Regions from separate parts of the Homo sapiens genome. Here region 2 is linked to region 1. The links are chromatin loops, found by intact Hi-C in ENCODE. Cell type or tissue: HepG2. All regions are shown on one strand. Each heading gives the region's core, and the rest is flanking DNA. Links, peaks and the distances in the headings are about the cores only.

The links. Hi-C counts contacts between places; a loop is a spot of excess contacts. Peaks named below come from ENCODE experiments on the same cell type or tissue, not always from the same donor. Only the 100,000 strongest peaks of a DNase experiment are listed, where the experiment ranks them.
Region 2: a loop joins it to region 1, with 11 times the contacts of the local background. A loop is called at or near these places in 1 of 110 quality-filtered maps.

Annotation. Positions count from the first base shown.
Region 1 is chr14:20,604,921-20,607,829 of GRCh38, reverse strand. It overlaps RNASE11-AS1 (RNASE11 and RNASE12 antisense RNA 1), which reads right to left. Exons shown (of 5, transcript NR_122043.1): 5 at 609-1,988. Among named protein-coding and RNA genes, the nearest start is that of TRP-AGG2-5, 3.0 kb to the left of the region's middle. In HepG2, for the core only: a CTCF peak has its summit at 1,353; DNase peaks (open chromatin) are centred at 818 and 1,459; H3K4me3 peaks cover 1,072 bases.
Region 2 is chr14:20,375,043-20,377,951 of GRCh38, reverse strand. It overlaps TEP1 (telomerase associated protein 1), which reads left to right. Exons shown (of 55, transcript NM_007110.5): 40 at 199-352; 41 at 460-672; 42 at 1,688-1,848; 43 at 2,084-2,197. Among named protein-coding and RNA genes, the nearest start is that of PARP2, 33 kb to the right of the region's middle. In HepG2, for the core only: no CTCF peak of the experiment used is centred there; a DNase peak (open chromatin) is centred at 1,521.

The DNA of each region.
Region 1 (2,909 bases), core at 257-2,756:
CAACGGCTAGATCCTCAGAACACCCTCTTCATCTCTATTACCCTGCTACCAGCGGGGTATTCAGTGTTTACATCCTATAGTTCAGCCACATGTGTCCTGACTCATCTGATGAACAAGAACTAGAAATCACAGGTATTTTTCACTTCATTCCTAGCTACACTGTTGAGTATTTAACTTCTGATACTTCTTCAGATATTTAGAAGAACTATGAAACAAATAATCTTGGAATTATCCTTTATTCCTCTCTCTTACAACTCATGTTCAATCCCTTAACAAATGATGTTGGCTCTATCATCAGAATATTTCCAGATTTCAAACATTTCTTACCACCTCCACCACCACTGCTGTAGTCGAAGCCATCACCATTTCTCATCTGCCCTATTGCAGCAGCCCTTTAGCAGGTCTTTCTGTTTTGTCCGTGTGCCCTTAAATCTATTTTCCACAAAGTAGAATGATCCTGTCAAATCCTAAGAGCTTGTCATTTCTCTGCTTACAACCCTCTGTGCATCTCTGTCATGCTCAGGGTTAGGTTCCAGCCCCAGCTGAGGGCTGAGGGGAGTAGGTGGACGTGGGGCAGGGAGCTGGAAGAACCCTCAAGAGACAGCAGGTAAATGAGACATGGCTTTATTCAGCAGCCCCTTCACAGGGTCAGTGTTACATTTATACACTACACAAACGATAGTGACTGAGAGCCAGGTGGGGAGCTTCTTTATGTTGTGCCTACACGGCTATGATTATATAAGATATGGGACTGTGCACTTGTGCCCCAATCCCACTGAGTCATCTAGGCTGTTTACCTTGGCCTATGCCTGCTTGCCTGCACACAGCCATGTTCCTTACACTCCACCCTCTAGGCCAGGGAATCCTCTTGGTGGGGACCCATGCACATGTGGCAGCACCCTGGACCCATAGGCCACAGCAACAACACAGACAGCAACAACCTACCACTAATATTCCTGCTATGCTACCTATGATTATGAGAGCCCATTGTAGGCCAGATCCCAAAGACGCCCACCATCTCTGCAGGGGGTCATCAGTAAGGTGCTCAATCACCTTAATCTCCTATGACACCCCTTGTGAAGCTGCCATTATATTCCAGTGGTTGTCAGGGATAAATGTACAACCTTGTGTCCCTACAAGGGCACAGGTGCCACCTTGGGCAGCTGCGACTATGTCTAAGGCCATCTGGTTTTGCAGCACCACCTTCCTGATCTGATCAACTTCATCAGTTAACAAAAGGAGGGCAACTCGGGACCGAGCTGTGTGGTCTGCAAAGGCTGCAACTTGCTTTTCTATAGTAATGACGCCTGCTCCAGGGATAGTCATTGCTAAGGGATAGAACCACTAGAGGGCCTGCTGCACTGGGAAAAAGCAGGAACACAGTGGCTCCCAGTTATGTGGCGACTAGGCAATGTGGGAAGCCCAGTGGCAGGCACATAGGGCCAACCCCAGGTACAATGTCCAGTCCAGTTGGCTGGGAGATATGGCCATCCTGTGTCCCCACAGACCCATAAACTCCCAGGGGGCACAAAGTCCATGGGGGCCTGGCCTTCGTAAGGCCGCTTGTTCCACTGCACCCTTGGTGTGGTGACACATGTTATGTTTGCACAAACCTCAGTAGGCAACCATCCCACAGTGACTTTACCCCAGTGCTGCTCTATACATTGTGATACCTGCAATGGGGGCACCACGTGTTCTCCCATTAGCCAGCTCCATCCATCATGGACACTATGAGTCAGCCAAGGGCCAGGTTTGCCATGGGTTTTGTGATGCCTCCTATCCAAAGCCCGCCCTGTGGCATCCCACCCATTGTCCGTGGGACCCCAAGCTTCTAGCCATGTCCAGTTCTTAACAGAAGCAGGATACGCGTTCCAGGGCAAACTCTCCGCAGCTGCTGCTGGAAGGTGGAGCAGATCCAACAGTTGGAGACATTGGTCACCTCAGCGTAGGTGTGGGCCCAGTCCACAATGCTGTTGGAGCATGTCAACCTACAGCCAGAACAACAAAGCAGGCACAGGTATTAACGGGGAAATCACGTCCCTCAGGCAAAATACAGGCTAACTTTTCCTTTTTTTTCTTTTTTTTTTTTTGAGACAGAGTCTCACTCTGTTGCTGAGCCTGGAGTGCACTGGCACGAGCCTGGCTCACTGCAACCTCTGACTCCTGGGTTCAAGCAATTCTCCTTCCTCAGCCTCCCGCGTAGCTGGGATTACAGACATGTGCCACCACGCCTGGCTAATTTTTTGTATTTTTAGTAGAGATGGAGTGTCACCATGTTGTTCAAGCTGGTCTCGAACTCCTAACCTCAGGTGATCCACACGCCTCAGCCTCCCAAAGTGCTGGGATTACAGGCGTGAGCTACCGTGCCCAGCCAATACAGGCTAACTTTTCATCTCTGGATAACAATGCAGCTGCCAAGGCTCCTGCCCTGGGTGATGATACCACACCTTCTCAGCTCCCCATGGTCCTTTTCAGTCTTGTACCCAAGCCAAAGTCACAGGGGAGCTCAAAATATATGTACAGACAGTACATATATAGGAGGGTCCCTTACCTGGCCATTCCCCTACAAACGGTCAATCGTGGAGGCCACACATTAAATACCCAAGGAACCACATGTAAGTCATACTGCAGATGCTCCCTCCAGGGGGCTACAATAGCTAACCATCTGCAATGCGGGGCTTGGAGGGTCCATGGCCAACATCAGGTTTTCTCTTCCCCTGCCTTCAGGGGCGTTGGGGCAGGCAACAATAGATTACCATTTGTCCCCATACCTGGTCAGAGGAGGTCATCCTTGGTGTGTATCTGTAGCTGGATGGGGATGGTGGCCCACGGTAACAGTGTCTCCACCAGGGCTGGGCCACCTTTCCGTGGTCGCTCATTCAAAATTTTAACACAAAATTTTAAGTGAT
Region 2 (2,909 bases), core at 251-2,750, 230 kb after region 1:
GGGGTCCTTTGTCGAGGAGACTGTGGAGGAGCTTGGATTGCAGGAACCACGGGGAGAGGGGTGCCGCTGTGTGCAGGGGCAGCTCTCATGAGAAGAGTCTCTGGAAGGAGGACTTTAATGGGGGTGGCTGTAACTCAAAACAGGAAGGAGGACCGCGTGGTGGAGGTGGTATCCTTAAGCCCTTTTCTTGGTTCCCAGGTTCAGGTGTGGTCAGGGTCTCTGGGTCGGCCCCGTGGGCACCTGGGTTCCCTTTCTCTCTCTCCTGCCCTCTCTGTGGCACTCAGCCCAGATGGTGATCGGGTGGCTGTTGGATATCGAGCGGATGGCATTAGGATCTACAAAATCTCTTCAGGTACTGAAATGGGAATGGGTGGGTTTTTGAGCCTTTAGAAAGAGCGCAGCCCCTGCCCCCTACCCCTTCCCAAGTGTCTTACTCCCTTGTTCTCTCTCATTCTCTAGGTTCCCAGGGGGCTCAGGGTCAGGCACTGGATGTGGCAGTGTCCGCCCTGGCCTGGCTAAGCCCCAAGGTATTGGTGAGTGGTGCAGAAGATGGGTCCTTGCAGGGCTGGGCACTCAAGGAATGCTCCCTTCAGTCCCTCTGGCTCCTGTCCAGATTCCAGAAGCCTGTGCTAGGACTGGCCACTTCCCAGGAGCTCTTGGCTTCTGCCTCAGGTACTACTAGACAGTGGGCAGGGTTAACAAATTACTGTTCTTTTCTTTTCTTTTTTTTTTTTTTAAGACAGAGCTTCACTCTTGTTGCCCAGGCTAGAGTGCAGTGGTACGGTCTCGGCTCACTGCAACTTCTGCCTCCTGGGTTCAAGCAATTCTCCTGTCTCGGCCTCCCGAGTAGCTGGGATTACAGGCATGCGCCTCCACGCCCGGCTAATTTTATATTTTTAGTAGAGATGGGGTTTCACCATGTTGGTCATGCTGGTCTCGAACTCCTGACCATAGGTGATCCACCCACCTCGGCCTCCCAAAGTGCTGGGATTACAGACGTGAGCCATTGCGCCTGGCCCACAAATCACTGTTCCTTTTAAAGACACTAACACCTTTCTCCAAGTTGTATGTATATGTGTATGAAAATACACATGTGCGATTTTGTTTTACAACTTTCAAAGTGCTTTTGAATGCAATTATCTTGCATAATCTGTTTAGACTGTTTCCACTCATTCCTTCACCTTCATTCTGGGACCTCTAACCTCCCAGTAATCCTTTGAGTTTCTGCCCCGTGGGAGACTTTGCTGTGAAAAGGGATAGGTTTCCCTTAGAAGGAGAGAGAGAGATGTTGAGGTGAAAATGTAGAATGGCCTAGGCCCTCTCTAGGAGGGAGAACTGGTCCTCACAGGTCACGAGGTGGAAGTGACACTGGACACTTGAGAAGAGGAGGGGTCTGGAGCAGCTGCTGTGGGAGTACAGTTAGAGAAGCAGAGACAAGGAACTGTGTTCCCGGCCTGAGCTGTGGAGCTGGAGCTGGGAGTGCCGCACGTTCCCGTCCTATGTACACACTCGCTGATGACCCTTGCCCAGGGCCTCTCCACAGCCTTGTGACTCCCTGCATCCCTCCCATGGAGCTGAGCCTCAGGTGTCACCCTCAGCCCCCATGGCCGCTCCTGTCTTTGGCCTCCCAGGGCCTGTCTGGCTTCCTCTTTCAGGAAGCTGTTCCCTCTCTCTTTTTCCAATGCAGAGGATTTCACAGTGCAGCTGTGGCCAAGGCAGCTGCTGACGCGGCCACACAAGGCAGAAGACTTTCCCTGTGGCACTGAGCTGCGGGGACATGAGGGCCCTGTGAGCTGCTGTAGTTTCAGCACTGATGGAGGCAGCCTGGCCACCGGGGGCCGGGATCGGGTGAGCTGCAGAAGGATGCAACCCTGGGGTCCCATAGCCTCTCTAGTTCCTAGATTTCTTAACAACCCATTTCCCATTGCTTCCTCCTGCTTTTTGTTTTGCCAAATCTAGTATAGATCTGTCTGCCTGTGCTTCCTTGTGCCCCTCTTTCCTTGAAATTTCTTGCCTGAAATGGCTCCGGGGTTCCCATCCTTCCTTTGGTCCTGATTGCTCCCTCTCCTTGGGGCCTATCCAGAGTCTCCTCTGCTGGGACGTGAGGACACCCAAAACCCCTGTTTTGATCCACTCCTTCCCTGCCTGTCACCGTGACTGGGTCACTGGCTGTGCCTGGACCAAAGATAACCTACTGGTGAGTAAAGGGCCAGGGGTGGCACAGAGCCCAGCTGGGTTCCTGGGGCAAGACAACACTCCCCACCTCGTCCTTTTTCTGGCACCCATTAATAATAGTGATAGCTAATATTTGTCAAACTTGATATGTGCCAGGCATTGAACTAAGCTCTTTTCATATATTGCTTCACTTAATCTTTACAACACCCTGTAAAGTAGATACTCCTTTTATCTCTATTTTTCAGACAAGGAAATTGAACTCAGAACATTTCCAAGGTCAATGATGAAGCTGAGCCAGGGAACTCTCTAATAAGAAAGCCTAGGTCTGGGCACGGTGGCTCACACCTGTAATCCCAGCACTTTGGGAGGCCGAGGCGAGTGGATCACGAGGCCAGGAGTTCAAGACCAGGCTGACCAACATGGAGAAACCCTGTCTCTACTAAAGATACAAAATTAGCCAGGCGTGGTGACACATGCCTGTAATCCCAGCTACTCAGAAGGCTGAGGCAGGAGAATAACTTGAACCCGGGAGGCAGAGGTCGCGCCATTGCACTCCAGCCTGGGCAACAAGAGTGAAACTCCATCTCAAAATAATAACAATAATAATATGGACAATAGCTACCATTTATTATATGCTCACTGTGTGCCAGGCAGCATGCTAAGTCCTTTTTTTTTTTTTTGTTTTGAGACAGAGTTTCGTTCTTGTTGCCCAGGCTGGAGTGCAGTGGCGCAAT